Linked DNA regions of Mus musculus: region 1 is linked to region 2. A link is a loop called in an ENCODE intact Hi-C map of the cell type or tissue named here. Cell type or tissue: heart. All regions are shown on one strand.

What was found. A loop is a pair of places that touch in the nucleus more often than their neighbours do. Peaks named below come from ENCODE experiments on the same cell type or tissue, not always from the same donor. Only the 100,000 strongest peaks of a DNase experiment are listed, where the experiment ranks them.
Region 1: it touches region 2 in a loop (2.8-fold over the local background); 3 of 42 quality-filtered maps call a loop at or near these places.

Annotation. Positions count from the first base shown.
Region 1 is chr2:163,817,430-163,825,429 of GRCm38, reverse strand. Ccn5 (cellular communication network factor 5) reads right to left here and starts at 4,596. Exons shown (of 5, transcript NM_016873.2): 1 at 4,321-4,596; 2 at 4,049-4,141; 3 at 73-289. The coding sequence starts at 4,108. In heart, no CTCF peak of the experiment used is centred here; DNase peaks (open chromatin) are centred at 1,449, 4,639 and 7,151; H3K4me3 peaks cover 779 bases; H3K27ac peaks cover 1,111 bases; H3K27me3 peaks cover 2,003 bases.
Region 2 is chr2:163,594,705-163,602,704 of GRCm38, reverse strand. It overlaps Ttpal (tocopherol (alpha) transfer protein-like), which reads right to left and starts at 391. Exons shown (of 5, transcript NM_181734.3): 1 at 291-391. In heart, CTCF peaks have their summits at 504 (motif pointing left), 3,253 (motif pointing right) and 4,806 (motif pointing right); DNase peaks (open chromatin) are centred at 404, 4,829, 6,524, 7,294 and 1 weaker place; H3K4me3 peaks cover 620 bases; H3K27ac peaks cover 2,860 bases.

The DNA of each region.
Region 1 (8,000 bases), 220 kb before region 2:
CTGGATCCCATGGCCTTGACCCCCCAGCCTCCTCCCTGCCCACACACACACTGGTCTAGCAAACCTGCTTACAGAGGCACACAGCACCACGGCCACTGGGGCCTGCCCCAGGCTGACAAACCAGGCCCTGGCTGGGGTCGCAGACATGCAGGTGGTCGCAGGACTCCCCCAGCCTCCGTGCACACACTCGACAGCAGCCACAGCCATCCAGCACCAGGGGTACCCCCGGTGGGCACTGGGGTGGTGTCCAAGGACAGGCACAGGGTGCTGGGCACAGCTGGGCATACACCTGGGGAGACAGAAACCTCACTCAGTTTTGGCTATCATGGAAGGTATGGAAACTCCCACGACTGGTCACTTCTCTGCCAAACCAGACAGTGTGGGATCCTTAGCTCAGCCTCCGTGTCACGCAGAACGGGTCTTCAGCCTGAGCCATCCCACGGTGCTCCTAAGAGGCAGCATGGCACTGACCTTGAGCAAGGACCCAGGTCAGAGTCTCAGTCCTAGGCTCTGTCTTGTTGGCAGCGTAGCCTGAGAGCTCCTTTAACTCTCCAAGCCTGAGTCTCCTCGTTTGTAGAAGGGGGACAGGAAATGATGTCACTAACCCCTGAGCGTGGGTAGGAGGTCATTAATATGGCTGGCTTTTTGCTTGTTTGTTTATTTTTGGGGTGCACATGTATGTGTCGTGTGCAGGTGTTTATGTGAAAATATGAAGACATCAACATCAGGTAGAGGAATTTATCACTCTCTACCTTCTATTTTTCAGGCAGAGTATCTCACCAAGCCTGACCATCATCAGTTGGTTAGGCTGCCTAACCAAGTGAACTTGAGGCTCTGCCCATTGCTGGCCACTCCACTATGGAGGGTTCAGATGTGTCCCACTGTGTGTGGCTGCTACACGTGGGTGCTGGGGCACGATCTCATGTCCTCAAACTTGCACTGAGAGCATTTTACCCCAACAAACAATCTCCTTGCCTTCCCAAATGTGGCTAACTCCGGTGGCCATCTTGGCTATGTGCTCACGGGAGGGCAGGTACAAAAGCCTGAGAGTGATACCAAGGGAAGAGTGTGTTCTTACCCCTCGGACTTGAGAAGTCAAACAGAACACGTCACTTCCCGGTCTTGACACAGCCCACCATGCTTCCCAGCCTTAAGTGCACAATCAGATTAGCCAGGAAAGGGCAATACAGATTCCCAGGCCTCCTCTGGGACTCACGAAACTAGAAGTCACGGAGGCAGGACCTGTGATCTATTTAATAGGCTGTCTAGAAGCGTCTAAGAACCATCTAGGTCCACAGCCCCTCTGGCCCAGCCCACCCCAGCTCTCCACCCCCATATCACTCCACTCCACCACCACCGCTCCGCTCTCAGCACCCTGCACGAATGGGAAATTTGACTCCGCATGGAGGAGGAGCAGGGGGGAGTGACTGCCAATAGTCAGATCTGGGAGCCATGCCACGCCCACCTCACTGCTGTGGACTCTCGGCCCCAGAGGAGGACACTTCTGAAAGAGGCAAAAACTGAGCCAGGGCCTCCGTACCCATTCATCGCAGGGTTTCACCCCAGTGCTACAACTGCGCCTTTCACCCAAGACAGAAATACACAAATGAAGTTCCAGAAGCCATGAGCTCCCGAAAGGGTGGGCACCAAGAGGGAGGGAGATAGCACTCAAGATGTTCCAGACTGCCTACCCTACCAGTGAACGATCAATCTTTAACAGGAATAGAAGGCCTTATATGGAGGATTTGTGATTTAGGAAAAGAAAACTAAAGACCCCAGACCTCTTGATGGGATCAAGGAAACAGTGATCTGTTTACCGCCGCCCCATCCTGCCCACCCCTGGATCCAGAGTCTCAAAAACAAACAAAAAACAAAACAAAACAAAACAAAAATAAACAAAAAACAAAAAACAAAAAAACCTGCTCTCCAGGGCCCGCAGTTCTCACTCTGGCCAGCAGAGGCCGCCCCAGAGTTGCTGCTTGTCCCTAGCCAGTGAGTGAGTGAGTGGTTCCCACCTAAGGCAGGACACCCTGCAGAATTTCAGGTTCCAGAGGGTTCCTGGACCAGCAGCCTCTGAGAGCTTGCCATGAGCATGCACTGTCACCTCTCCAAGCCTCCTGTGTAATCTCAACATGGAATATAAGACATTCTTGGGTAACTCACTTGCAGTTGTCTTGAGAAGAAAGAGGCAGACTTTCAGAGCAAGGGTCTGACTCCCTTGGCTGAGCAGAACTGGCCAAAGACAAAACGAGCCTTCTACTGAGCCGGAGTCCTGCTGCAGGCTCTCGGTAGTTTCTGGCTTCTTCAGGTCCTGACTCCAAGAAAAGCCACTAATGATACCCTTACGTTGAGTGCTGTGTGCACAAGCTTTCCCTTTAGCCCTTTCCTACGAGGTATGGGCTTCGTGTCTGACTTAAAGATGATGAAATAACCCTTGGGAGACTGAGGCAGAAGAATTTTGAAGTTAGCCTGAGCTACATAGTGAGTTCCAGGCCAGCCTGGGCTACAGAGTGACACATTGTTTCAGAATAAACTCCAAAACAGTGAGGACAAAGCAGGTCAAAATCAAGTGATAAATATCTGGAAAGCAGTGGGACAAGATGAGAATTCAGCTTGGTGGGAAGGCAGAGCCCGCACTTAACTCTTGAGCCTGCTGTTCCCCCAGGGACTCCGTTAGCACCTGAACCTCAGCCTCAGCCTCTGTCCTCAGTTCAAGGACAGTAAGTAGGCAGGGCAGGTGCTCTTGCTTAGCCTATGGAAGCAGCAGCCCCTCTGGCATCCTCCTCTCCTCCACCTTTGCTAGCCATTCTGTCCCCATATTCAAGCTGTCTCACTTGCTTTGGTCTCCCCAGACTAAGTAACTAAGTCTCTGGTCGCTGTCAGACCCTGATCAACATCGCTTCGCTGTTTCCAGGTTCCTTCCTCCTGCCCCAGTCCAGAGCCTGGAGCCCACAGCCTGCCTGGAAGATCCAGAATTCCATCCCCCGGGAAGGCTGTGGCCTCAGGTCCTCTCCATGACTACATCCCAGATGCCAATCAACTTCCCAGGACCAGGAAAGAATGGCTTCATAAATGTCACACCAGTGGCCAATCTAGGGCAGCTCTTCCTCAGCCCTTCAGAACCCTCCCCTCCCGGGGCCCAGGAGACCACCCAAGCTACCCTCTCCAGCACCATGTTCTGCTCAACACCTTTCAAGACTGGAAGCCAGTTGGTCCCAGGGAGGGAGATGTTTATACTCAACACTGCATTGGCTCAAGGCCTTAACTCGGTGATACTGGGAACTTAACATTTAGTGTGAGGTATTGCTCAGGTTAGGGTAGAGAGACACAGACTAGGGTTTCCTCCAGACACACCTATGTCTGCCCCAGGCTCCACCATGCAACTCTTCTATTGTTCTTTTTCTTTGCTGTGTGGCTTTGGGCACATTGCTTACCCTCTCTGAGTCTCCTTTGATCAAAACAGGACAATTTGTTATAAGACTGTTATAAATGTGCAAACGGAACTACTCACAAGCCAATTAAAAGATGCCCAATGTGAACCAAGGGACAAGGACATTTGCCACAGAGATGTCTCCTGCTCTCTCTGACCAGGGCCAGAGGTCACTGACTGCCTGAGGGCTAGCATGTTGTACCCTCATGGACTGTACTTTGCAATCAGACCCCAGCATCAACCTCTGTCCTGGTTCAGAGCTACACAGCACTCACATTTGTTTTAGTTTCTATGACACTGGAGGATCCCACTGTCCTCTTTTAGACACTCATCTAGGTCCAGGACCTATGCTATCTTCTGTGGATGCAGTTCTCCTTAGTGGTCTCCCCAGAAGCTTCATGAACATTGTACCCATTCAACTGAGGCTGAAGCTCAGAAAGGGTAGGACACTTGTCTGAGGTCACACAGCCGAACTTGCATGCCCAGAGAGGGAAGCAAGCCTGGGCACAGAGACCAGACTGTATCCAGTATAGGGTCTTTCCAAGAGTTCTAAGTTGTGACCATATATCTGTCCCACCACCCAGAATTCTGCTGTCATTCAAGACCAGGATGCCTTACCATTGAGAGAATGCAGAGGAAGGAAATGGCCAGAAGATGGATCAGTGGGTTGCCCCTCATGTCACCGTGTCCCTTGTGGAGCCAGCTTCAAACCTGGGAAGCAAGACCCGAGTCTTTTTTTATGTTCTGGAGGGAATGAGGTTCCTTCTAGGTGCATACAGAGAAAGAGAAAACGACAGACAGACAGACAGACAGACACACACACACACACACACACACACATTTATAGTCCTTACACCGGTTTCCATAGTCCCAGGAATAAGCCCAGTTACCTGAGGCCGAGGAGGCCACCAAGAAGGTGTCTGACAGTGTGTGAAGCCCAAGCCACCGCAAGTGCCAAGAGTTTAGGACAGGAGCCTGACAGGAGCCTCTCAGCTCCTCAGTTCCCAGCAAGAAAGACCTCCATCCCAAGCTACTGCCACAGCAGCTGCAGCCTCGCCAAGGCCCCTGTCCCAGCCCGGGGTCCTCTGGAGATCAGGAGCGTCTGTCAAATGCTCTGCAGATCTGACCCACGGTGTCCTGAGCCCTGAAGCTCAAGCTCTGGGCAGCCCAGACCCAGCCTGTGGTTTCTGGCAGGGAGACTGGCAGCCACCCAGAGGTGGGTGTGACCCAGAGCAGAGCTTCCCTGGCAGCCTGTCTGCTCTTGGCAACCAAGAGCCTCCCTATCCTCCTGGGCTCTGAAGGTGGCCTAGGGTGGCCAAGCCTAAGCAGACTGAGCCTACTGTGTGCTGGCACTTGCTGGTCTCTGCTGATCTGACTGAGCAAAATTGTCTTTGTTGGATTCTACCAGCTCTGAGGGGTTCTGCAGACCTGGAGACACAGCACAGACCTGGGGACCAGAGCCTGGGGCATGGGGTAGTAATGAAAAGTGTAAGGACCCCCTCCCTTGTTCAGACAAAGAGTGAGATACAACTTCTGAGGGAGATGCCAATTCTGAAAGCTAACAAGGCTCTGCGGTAGAATGTTCCAGAGGGAACAGCATGATCAAATGTCTGGAGGAGGGACCTAACATAGTAGCCTGGCATACTCAGTACAGAAGGTATCTAGTGGGCATGTGGCTTCCTGGGCACTGGACTGGGCAGGAATACGCAGAGAATAAAACACAGGATTCACATCACCAACTGTATCCATTGGGTACAGGGGATGTCCCTAAGGTCCTATCAACGAGTGTTGGGTAGAAGGACATGGGATTTAAAGATCAGGGTGTAGGGCTGGAGAGATGGCTCAGTGGTTAAGAGCACTGACTGCTCTTCCAGAGATCCCGAGTTCAATTCCTAGCAACCACATGGTGGCTCACAACCATCTGTAATGGAATCCGATGCCCTCTTCTGGTGTGTCTGAAGACTGCAACAGTGTACCCATATACATAAAATACTTAAATAAATAAATCTTTTTAAAAAAAATCAGGGTGTAGAGACATCTGCTGTGTTATATGTAGAAGCATCATCTGTCAATAAAAGGCTGATTGGCCAATGAGCTGAGGCAGGAAATAGAAGGCGGGACATCTTGGGGGGGGGGCGGTTGATTCTGGGATAAAGTCAGAAACAGGGTCTTAGGTGCTTAGAGAAGGCTGTGGCTCCCAACACCTCCACCAGTTACAGTGCAACACACCCATGAGCCCAGATCACAGGGGGCTAGCCTGGGCTACAAAGCAAGCCCCTATCTCAAAAGAAAACAAACCTGGAGGCTATATGCTCCCTCCGAGTCACATACAGACTCTGCCTACCACTGTGGGTAGAAGACAAATATCTAGCAAATAAGTCTATATGACCTGAGGGCCTGAGGGAGAAATGGCATGGCCACCTTGGGTCCTTGCTGTCTGTAGTTCCCTGCTTGATCCTTTCTATGTTTATCGAGACTAGACTATGCCACACGCAGGCATGACACCAGCGAGACTGGAAAGGCAGACCGCAGTCATTTGGTTAGGTAGCGTGGGCAGAGGTACGGCACACAGGACCTGAATCAGGCAGGTGTGGAGTGAGACGCCGCTGAGTTTTGGGGCTGGCACGCTGAAGTGGTGAATGGACGGCTGTTGGTACGCAGTCAACTCTGAGCCAGACTTGACACCCTGTCTTGGGTGCTCACCCGCTCCATGGCCGCACGGAAACTCTCTCAGACAGACCTACACAACGTCCACACTGATAATTGTCTATCTCCTGCCACTATCTCCAAGACCTGAGTTTGTGTAAGACAGTGATGTGCTCAGCTTGGCAGCCAGGCAAGGCTATGTGGCTAGCTTCCTGTTGTGAGTTACGCAAAAGCATTGGGTGCAAATTCTGAGACTGGTCCCTAAAGGGAAGGCCTTTCTTTTTGTCACTCTGACACTCCTTTCTTCCTCTGCTTCTGGTCAAAGGTGGGATAGTGATGTTCGTGGCTGCCTTGTACCATGGAGGTACCTTGAAGACAGGTCTCATATACAGAGGGAGGCATAAAAGAAGGAGATTGGAGCCAGGCAAGGGCAAGCATGCATGTCATCCCTGTATCTTTAAGGCTGAGGCAGGAGGATAATGAGTTTAAGTTTAGCTTGAGTTATATAGAAAGACCCTGACTCATAGACAAAAAGGAGAGGATGTATCCCTTATGGTGCCTAGAGCTACATATGTGTCCTGGATACTCCTTATAGATTTAATGTACATAATTAAGGGGGCAATAATATGTCCATATATATACATATGTATTAATATGTAACCAGTGTCTTTAATATGTATATATGTATATAGTCCCATAGACCCTCCTATTTGAGCTGACATGAGTTTGAGTATTCCTGGTTAGTTACTGTTGATGTAAAAACACCATTTTGTTGTTGGTGGTGGTGGTGGTGTCTGCATACCTGGAAGCCATGCTCAGTCCCACTCATTGCTATTCCATACTCCATCCCTGCCTGTTGATTTGTCTAACCTTGTCTCTCTCCTGCTAGAATGGCATCTTTACTGGCCTTGCTGTCTGGCTCCAGGCCTCAGACCACAGCAGCAGTGTCTGCTCTTCTCGCCTTTTCCGGGTCCTTCAGAACATACATAGATGCAGCTTTTGGTTATGAAAAGCTCTGTGAGATTAAAGTTCTTCTTTTCCCTGAAGACCGAGGACCTCATCCAAGAGCCGAGTCTGCTCCAGGCGTCATGAACACTGGGCTATTTTCCTCCCTTGATCCTCTGAGGCAAATATGCTGGCGAGTTCTCTGTGGTTGGTGTTTTCTCTGGGATAAACTTCCTGATAGCGAGGGAATGTGATTATTTTAACCTTGCTGGATTCAGCCAGTATTTTATTTAGTGTCTCCATCTGTTCATAAATGAAATGGGCCTGTAACGTTCTTTCATGGGCTGCCTTATCTAGCTTTTGTAACGGCGGACATTTATCAAATAGCTCACTTGACAGGTTCCCCTCTCTTTCCCCGTCTCCCTTGTAACCTGTACAACATAGGGACTGTCTCCTGCAGTTCAGCAGGGATTTACCATCAGAGCCCTGGAGCTGCTGAGTTGAGGCTGGGAAGGTCTTGACTGCCATCAGATCTGGAAATATAATGCTTCAACTTCAATTCTCCACTAGTCCTTGGGCCGATCTTTTGGCATGTCAGTGTTTGCGTGTCTGTGTGCATGAGAGCAGACTTGCACACCAGGGGGTACAGGTGAGGAGGCCGCAGGTCAAGGTTGAGTTTCCTCCTCTGTGGCTCTCCACCTTTTTTTTGAGACAGGATCTCTCTCTGAACATACAGTTGATGCTTCGCTAGGCCAGGATCCTCCTGTCTCTGCCTTCCAGGTCTGGCATTATAGGTGTGTACTGCCAGACTCAGCGTTATTATATGAGGTTTGAGGATTCAAATTCAGGTTCTCACGCTTGCATCCAGTACCTACAGGGTCATTGTCCCCTCTTTAGGTTCCTTATACCTCTCTAAAAATTGCTTGTTTCCTCAGGTTTTAGGTTTTCAGATGTACAACTATATCACTGGTTCACGGTG
Region 2 (8,000 bases):
GATGGACAGGAAATAAAGCCTGACACCCTCCCCACCTGGAGCCATCTCTCTCTCCGGGGCATCCCCTCTCGTCCACAACAACAGGAGGCAGGAAGCCATCTCTCTCGGAGCCCCAGAGACCTGCGAGCCGCTGACAGCGTCCCAAGGCCCCTACTTCCGGTCTTCGCCCCCTCCCCAGGTGTCCCCATTTCCTGGGGTCTCCCGCCCCTCTGGCCCACTTCCGGCGATCTCGCCCTCTCCGGTCCCTATCTCTGGCCCCTCGGCGCACACCCGGGCTCGTGGGCACTCACCAGCCCGGCGGCGGGCGGAGCGCGGGTCACGGCGGCAGGAGCCTCGGCTGGCAGCGCGCGCAGAACAGACCCGCACTCCCCGGCCGGCCGGCCCGGCCCTCGCGCCGGAAGTGACGCTCGAGCCGCGTGTAGGCGGCGCCCATCCGGGAATGCGCATGAGTGAACTTTGTAGTGCTGACTTGGGGCTTGACACCACCTGGTGGCCCCGGCTGTGCAGCTGAGTTGGGTTTCGGGTGGGGAAACTGAGGCCTCGGGGAGGGAAGCTGGAACACACTGCCATATGCCTAGTGTTCTACATCATTTTCTCATTAAATTGTCTTTTTATTTATTTATTTTCATTTTATATATATATATATATTTTTTTTTTTCAATCCCCCTGCCTGCTGTGACCTCTAGAGAAGCGGCAAATCAATGCAGAAACCAGCTTCAGACCTAGACCTCAGGCTTATCATTTGCAGAACTACTCTGTCCTCAGCTGATGTCTGGACTGGCTGCCTGTGTCAGTATGCCATCAGCTGAGCCGCTTTGGCCAAGTGCACTAGCCTCTTCGCCTCTATTTCTTCGTGAATAACGATTCTTGCCCTGGACCCCGACTCAGAAACTACTTGTTTCCTGCTCTGGGGCTCACAATGTTGTCTCGAGACAGCAGTAGTTTGAAAAGGAGTTTATTAACTCCACATCTGACCCATTTACTAGCCTCACCACACATACCCATGGTTTGTGCAACTGTAATTTCGAGGCAAATCTCTTTTAGGTAGAATAAGGACAACAGACCATTTCTAGAGAGAAATTTCGTCGGTCTAAGAAAATGTCATATTCAAAGGGATAACCTTAAGTCCCTCATCCTTTCCCTACCTTATGAATAAGTGGAGTCCTAGAGTGGTGGGAAGTGACCTTCAAGGACATAAGGACACAATGGATTTTGCCAGATGTCAAACTAAATATGTGAGAGGGGTTCGAGGTACCCTGGGAATTCTGAGTTATGTTTATCTGTTTTGTTTGTTTTTAATAGAGGGTGCCTTTGTAGACCAGCTGGCCCCCAACTCATGACTCTTGCGCCTTGTCTTCTGAGACAGTGAGTGTGTGCCGCCACCCCAGGTTACAAGTCATGAGACTTGCAGTCCTCCCTTCTCTCCAGTCACCAGCTTCTAGGCTGCCAAATAAAATATAGAACTCTCAGTTAAATTTGAATTTCAGATAAACAAAGGTCTATTTTTAAGACTAGGTTCCTTATGTAACATTTGGGACACATACTTTAGAAATGTTTGTTTCTCAGAAACTCACATTTAAATAGGTGTCCTGTCCCCCGTCCGCGCCCCCCCCCCGCCCAAATCTAAGTGTTAGTTTCCTGTTCCATTTATAACAAATTACTACATAGTGACTTCAAATAACACAAATGTATTTTGTTGCTTTGCTAAAGACACCGGGGAGCTGGGAAGGCTGCTGTCTCTCTGGGTACTGGTTCTCTTTTCCAACTTGCAGAAGCTACTGAGCTACTGGTATTATTTGGTCCATGGTCTTCCCCACATCACTCCGACATCTTGCTTCTGTTGTCACAACGGCAACTGACTGAGTCCTGAATACCCCCTCTGTGTTCTCTCTCCCTCTCTCTCTTTCTCTCTCTCTTTCTCTCTCTCTTTGTGTGTGTGTGTGAGTGAGAGAGAGAGAGAGAGAGAGAGAGAGAGAGAACTTGATGTAATCTAGGCTGACTTCAAGTCCACAATCCTTCTGTGTCACATTTGGAAGTCCTGGAATCATAAGTGTGAATGCTCATGTCTCTTACAAAAGTCATGTTCAAATATTTGAGAAATTTGGGCATCGTGATGCACGCCTTTAACCTCAGCTGCGTTTGAGGTCAGCTGGCCAGTCAGGACCATGAGTAAGACCCTGTTTCAAAGATTTGTTTTTGAGACACTTACTCAGGTTGGTCTTGAACTTTCAGTTCTCCCACTTCAGCCTCTTGAGTAGAAAAGATCAGGAGACACGTCACCTCCAGCTTCCTGCCTCTCACTTATAAGAATGTTTACAGTTACATTGGGCCCATTATTGGGAGAACCTGGAATAGTCTCACCATCTGAAGATCCTTAAGCACACCTATAACATCTCTTTGACCCCATGAGATATTTACAAATTACAGAGGCTAAGATGAGGACATCTCAGGGGACAGGACATGATTCATCCACCGAAATCTACTAATCTTAATTCAAATTATATGACGTTGGCCAATCTATTCAGGCTCCCAAACATCTGGATCCCTGGGCTGGTTAGTGTTATCTGTCAAATTCATAGGCTCTAGAATCACCCGTGAAGTGGATATCTGGGTATGTCTATAGGAATTTGCCTTAACTGTGGCTCACTGAATAGGGAAGACTAGCTGGGATCATTCCCTGGTTGGGATCCTGGACTGTGGAGAAAGGCAGCTAAGCAGCAGCCTTTGTTCACTTCTCTCACTAAGCTTCCTGACTGGAACACAATATGACTGGCTACCTTAAGTGCTGCTTTTCATGATGGCCTCTGTACCCTGAATTGTGAGCCTGAATAAACTCTTCCTCCTTCCTGTGTGTGTGTATGTGTGTGTGTGTGTTTGTGACAGGAGCTCTGGCTATCCTGGAACTCACTACATAGACCGGGATAGCCTAGAACTCACAGAGACCCACTTCTCTCTTCCTCTCAAATGCCAGAATTAAAGGTGTGAGCCACCACTGCTGGCCACCAACTCTTCCCTTCTTAAGTGGCTTTGTCAGGAATAGAAAGGTAACTAACATAGTCTTCAGAAGCAAAAACAAAACAAAAAAGCTGATTAAATGAGCTCATAAGACAAAAATAACTTTTCTCAAGCTGCACAAATAGTAGGAGGCTTCTGGAGCAAAGCTTTAGCCCTGCTGGCCCAGGTGTTGAGATTAAACCTCTCTTCCAGATGAACAGTTTACCGGTGGCCCTGGCAGCCCAGCCTGCACTTCTAGATGCTGACAGTAGGGGGAGATGAGCTTGGTGAGGATGGTCAGCCTTCCTGAGTGAAAGTTTAGAGATGGCAGAAGGGTGTCAGACAAACAAAACAGGAGAGTTTTCTCATGTTGAGCAGCTGTAGACAATGAGGCACTAGGCTCATATCATATAATATATCTAAATATACATGTATATATGTAACATATACCCATATATGTATATATCCTTCTGTATATGTTTATATATAATATATATGTGATATATAATATATATGATATATATGTGATATATATCTATATAGATATATATCCTTATAATGCTTATACTGAAAACAATGGGAGAGATGGTCTTTACAGAATAGGACATTCCAATTCAGAAAGGATCCGAGATGAGAGTCAAGTCCAAATGTCAGTGTAGTCGCAAATTTTACTTCATTCTAGAGACTATACCACGCTTGTCTCTTTGGTTTCAGAGGTTGAAAGACAGGCTTGGATCAAGGAAGGGCCAGAAGCTGTCCACGTTTACAATTAAATAGGTGAGCAGAGACTTGAGTTTCTGTATTGTTGCCTGTCTTGGACAGCCAGAAGTAACCGATCTGGAACATCACATTGAAAGGACCCGTTGCCATGTGCACAAGGAGAGCTGTGAGCCTTGTGCAGGGGCCCCTTGGGAACTCCAAGGAATGATGTCCAGAGATCTGGTCCACTGGGACTCGGAATGTCTGCTAGCTGTGATCACCCGCTCCAGATCAGAAGGTCACCAAAGGTCAGCTTTCCCTGCATCCTGGCCTCTCTGAGCTTCCTTGCCAGTGTGCCACAATGGCTTGGAGCACCAGAGCTGTCTCCAGCTGTATCTACTTCAGCTGTCTATATTGGAGATGGTGGCACGACTCAAGGGACTATTTTCTTTTTAAAAGCAATGTATAAGCATATTCATGCAGCTCACAGGTATTTACACCCCTGTTTTTGAGACAGGGTTTTGCTCTGTAGCTCTGGCTAGCTTGTAACTCACTGTGTAGAACATGGTAGCTTCAAACTTACAGCAGTTCTCCTGCCTCTGTCTCCCAAGTTCTGCGACTACAGATATGAGCGATACACCCTACAACAAACTATATTCTTTCAAAATTATGTTTGCTTATTTTGTGTGTGTGTGTTAGCACACACATACCACAGTGCATTTGTGGAGGTCAGGGGTCAACTCACAGGAGTTAGTTCTCTACCAACATAGGTCAAGCCCAGGTCAAGTCCAGGTCAAGCCCAGGTCAAGTCCAGGTCAAGCCCAGGTCCACAGACTTGGCAATAAGCATCTCCACTGATCAAACTATCTTGCTGGACCCTCTATTTTTTTTTTATTTAATTGTCATTATTGTTGCTTTTGAGATATACTCATGTGTCGCAGACTATCTTGAACTAACATGTAGTTGAGGATGACCCCGCATTCCTGATTCTCCTATCATACCTCCAAGGTGGTTACAGTTATGACTGTTATGCTTGTCTTGACATTTTTAAAAAGATTTTTTTATTTTTATGTTCTGCCTGTGGGTGTTTTGCCTGCATGTATGCCCATGCAGCACCCTCAGAGGCCAGAAGGTGGCACTGGGTTTCCTGGAGCTGGAGATGTAGATGATTGACAGCTACCACGTGGGTGCTGGTAGATCCCAGGTCTTCTAGAAGAGCAGCAGGTGCTTTTCATTCTTGAGCCTTCTCTTTAAGCTCCAAATGTAACGTGAATTTCTGGATCCATTTTGGTTTTTTTTTTTTTTTTGGTTTTTCGAGACAGGGTTTCTCTGTGTAGCCCTGGCTGTCCTGGCACTCACTTTGTAGACCATCCCGAGTGCTGGGATTAAAGGTGTGCGCCACCACGCCCGGCTCCATTTTGGTTTTTTAAATCAAGTTTTTAAAAAGTTAAAGTCAAACTGCTTACCTCTCTAAGTACATGTGTACATTTGCACGCGAATGCGTGTGTGTGTGTGTGTGTGTGTGTTTGTGCGTGCATGCGTGTGTGCACTCAGGTGGTGTGGTTTCTGGTAGAAGTAGACACATAGTAGGCACTCACTAAATCAGTCCCCCTGACTCACCAGAAACACTTAGCTCTATGGTTGTGGAAACATTACCAGCATGGTTAGAAATAAATGCTCAGTGCTTCCCAGGGCCTACTGTCTGCCAGCCATGGGTCCCAGATCATCTAGGACAGTGGGCCCCTCACAATGCTCATATCTTTCATTTCCATTTTTACAAGGCTCAAAGAAACTACATGTGACCACAAGCAGCTGATAAAGTATTTTGGGGTTTTGTTTTGTTTTGTTGTTACTTGTTTTAAAACTTACATTCATTCATTCATTCATTCATTGTGTATCTGTGTGTGTGTGTGATATGTGTGTTCAAGTGGCATATGGTACACATGTAGAAGCCAGAGATAAACTTTTTAGCAAATGGGCTCTCTCTCTCTCTTCCTTGTACGTCCTGAGGATCAAACTCAGGCCACCAGACTTGGCTGCAAGCCCCTCCTCCGGCTGAGCAGCTAACTGTGTCACCAACTGTTCAAATGTCTCCCCTCTCTGAGCGTCTGTTAACTGAGGTTCTCAGGAAGAAGTGGGGCCTCCTTTATTAGCGCAATTGTTTGAGGAGCTGCAGATTGAACTAGGGCCTCTTGTACGCTGTGCCCACACTTTGTTAGGTTTGGCATTCAGTGAGTGCTATTTGCAGTAATAACTTCCCTTACTGGGCACCTGCCCCTATGGGTTCTCTTGGGGAGGGGAGCAGGCTGGAGCTCTGAGAGGCAGAGGAACCTGCCCGAGTTACAAAACAAGCAAATGGCCGTGAGGGGTTGGGCGCTAGAGTTGTGGGATGAGGAGGACTCACTCTAATTCTTGGGATTCTAAGGAACAAAACATCCCATGCGCTTCAACAATCTCTCTTGCTGGGGCTGACTTACTCTGAGGTCAACAGTTGCCCAATTAGTGGTTTGGAGCCCAGCTTGGCTGGAAAAATGTCCAAACCTGGGCTGGGGGAAGCCGGAGGCTTGGCAAGCACAAGAGAGATCTCTGACTTCAATCATAGGGTCGTGTGAAGCCTGTGACCCCCTGGCCTGGCATGCCTCAAGTGCCAGAGTCTTCTTTCTCTGCATGCCACCTTCTGCTCAAGAGCCCAGGCTCAGGCCCTAGAAGGAAGGATCCGGGTCTTTGAATGGGTTTGGCCGGGTAGATTTCCCAGAAGAGGTCAGAACCAGCTGTGTTTTTGTGGTCACACATTGATCTTCCTGAGTCAGCACGGCTGCTTGGAGGGACAGGATGTCCTGTCTGTTCCCAGGGGCTTTGGATCCTAGCCAGACTGAATATTTTCCAAAACATGTCCTGAAACGGAGATGCGGCAGGGATAGGAGATATCCCACCCCTTCTCCATCAATGCCAGCCCAGACACTCACCTCTCCTTCTAGTACAGCGCCTGGACCTAGTTCTGACCACACACCTGGCACTGTGCTATTCTCTCTGTACTCTACTAACTCAACAGAGCACAGTGGAACAGCCTCAGATCCGAATTCCATATGGCAGCTGGGCAAACAGACTCAGAGACAAGTGTCCATCATCTTGGCATTCAGAAGGCTGAGGCAGGAAGACCTCAAATTTGAAGCCAGCCTGAGCTATATAGGGAGTTACAAGGCCAGCTTGGGGTTACACTGTGACAGTGAAATCCTGTTGAAATGAGGGAAGAGAAAGGAAAAGGGGAAGGGAAAAATCAGAGAGATCAGGCGGCTTATAAATGGTCTCACAGAGAAGGAATTGCAGGGCTGTGCTGAGAGGTCTCTCGTGTCAGATCTGAGGATGCTCTGTAAATTCACCAGGTCGAACACACCATCACAACCAGCCCAATGAATACAGATGACTAGTTCCTGAAGAAACGTGAAAAGTGAGGTTCCGGAAGATGGAAGTGACTTGTACAAAGTTGGAGAAAGCTCCCCTGGGGTAGCCAGCAGGTTTTTTTTCAAGGGTACAGGGCCAAACTCTCCACTGCTGAGATCTGGTTATGAGCAACAGAAGCCCCTCCCCTTCCTACGATTCCTGTGTTTACCCAAGGGCTTCCTGGGGTGAGAGGAGGGAAGGGAGGGGAGAGCAGCCATCTCCTGGGGAGGACAGAAGCAGAGAGGAGCTGTTTGGAAAGCTTAAGTATGGGAGTTCAATGCTGGGACAGCTAGGGCTGAGAGGAATGGGCTGCTGCCTGACATTGGAAAGTGCCTGCATCTGTCAAGGTCAGCCCACCCTCAGGGACAGTGTACTTGCAGTTTCCCACATGCCAGCGTGGGCAGTGACTGCCTACAAGAAGGACACTGCTTGGCTCTGATAACTAAAAGATTCCTGGAGGGAGGGAGAAGGTAGACAGCAAGACACAGGATGGGACTAGACCAGACTGGCCTAGAACTCACTCACAGAAATCCTTGGTCTCCTGAGTGCTGAGACCAAAGGCATGTGCCACCACTGCCCAGCTTCAGAATACATTTTTTAAAAAAGGGATTTTAGGTGTGGGCTGGGAAGATGCCGCCATTGGCTAAGTGCTCACTATGCCAACATGAAGACCTGAGTTTGCATTTCCAGCACCTACATAGTACAATACAATACAAAATGAAACGAAACAAAACAAAAATCGAGGGTTGGAGAGAGAGTTCTACAATTAAGAGCACGTGTTGCTCATACAGAAGATACAGGTTCCCTTCCCACCACCTATGTGGAGCTCACAACTGTCTGTAACTCCAGTTTTAGCGGCTCTGATG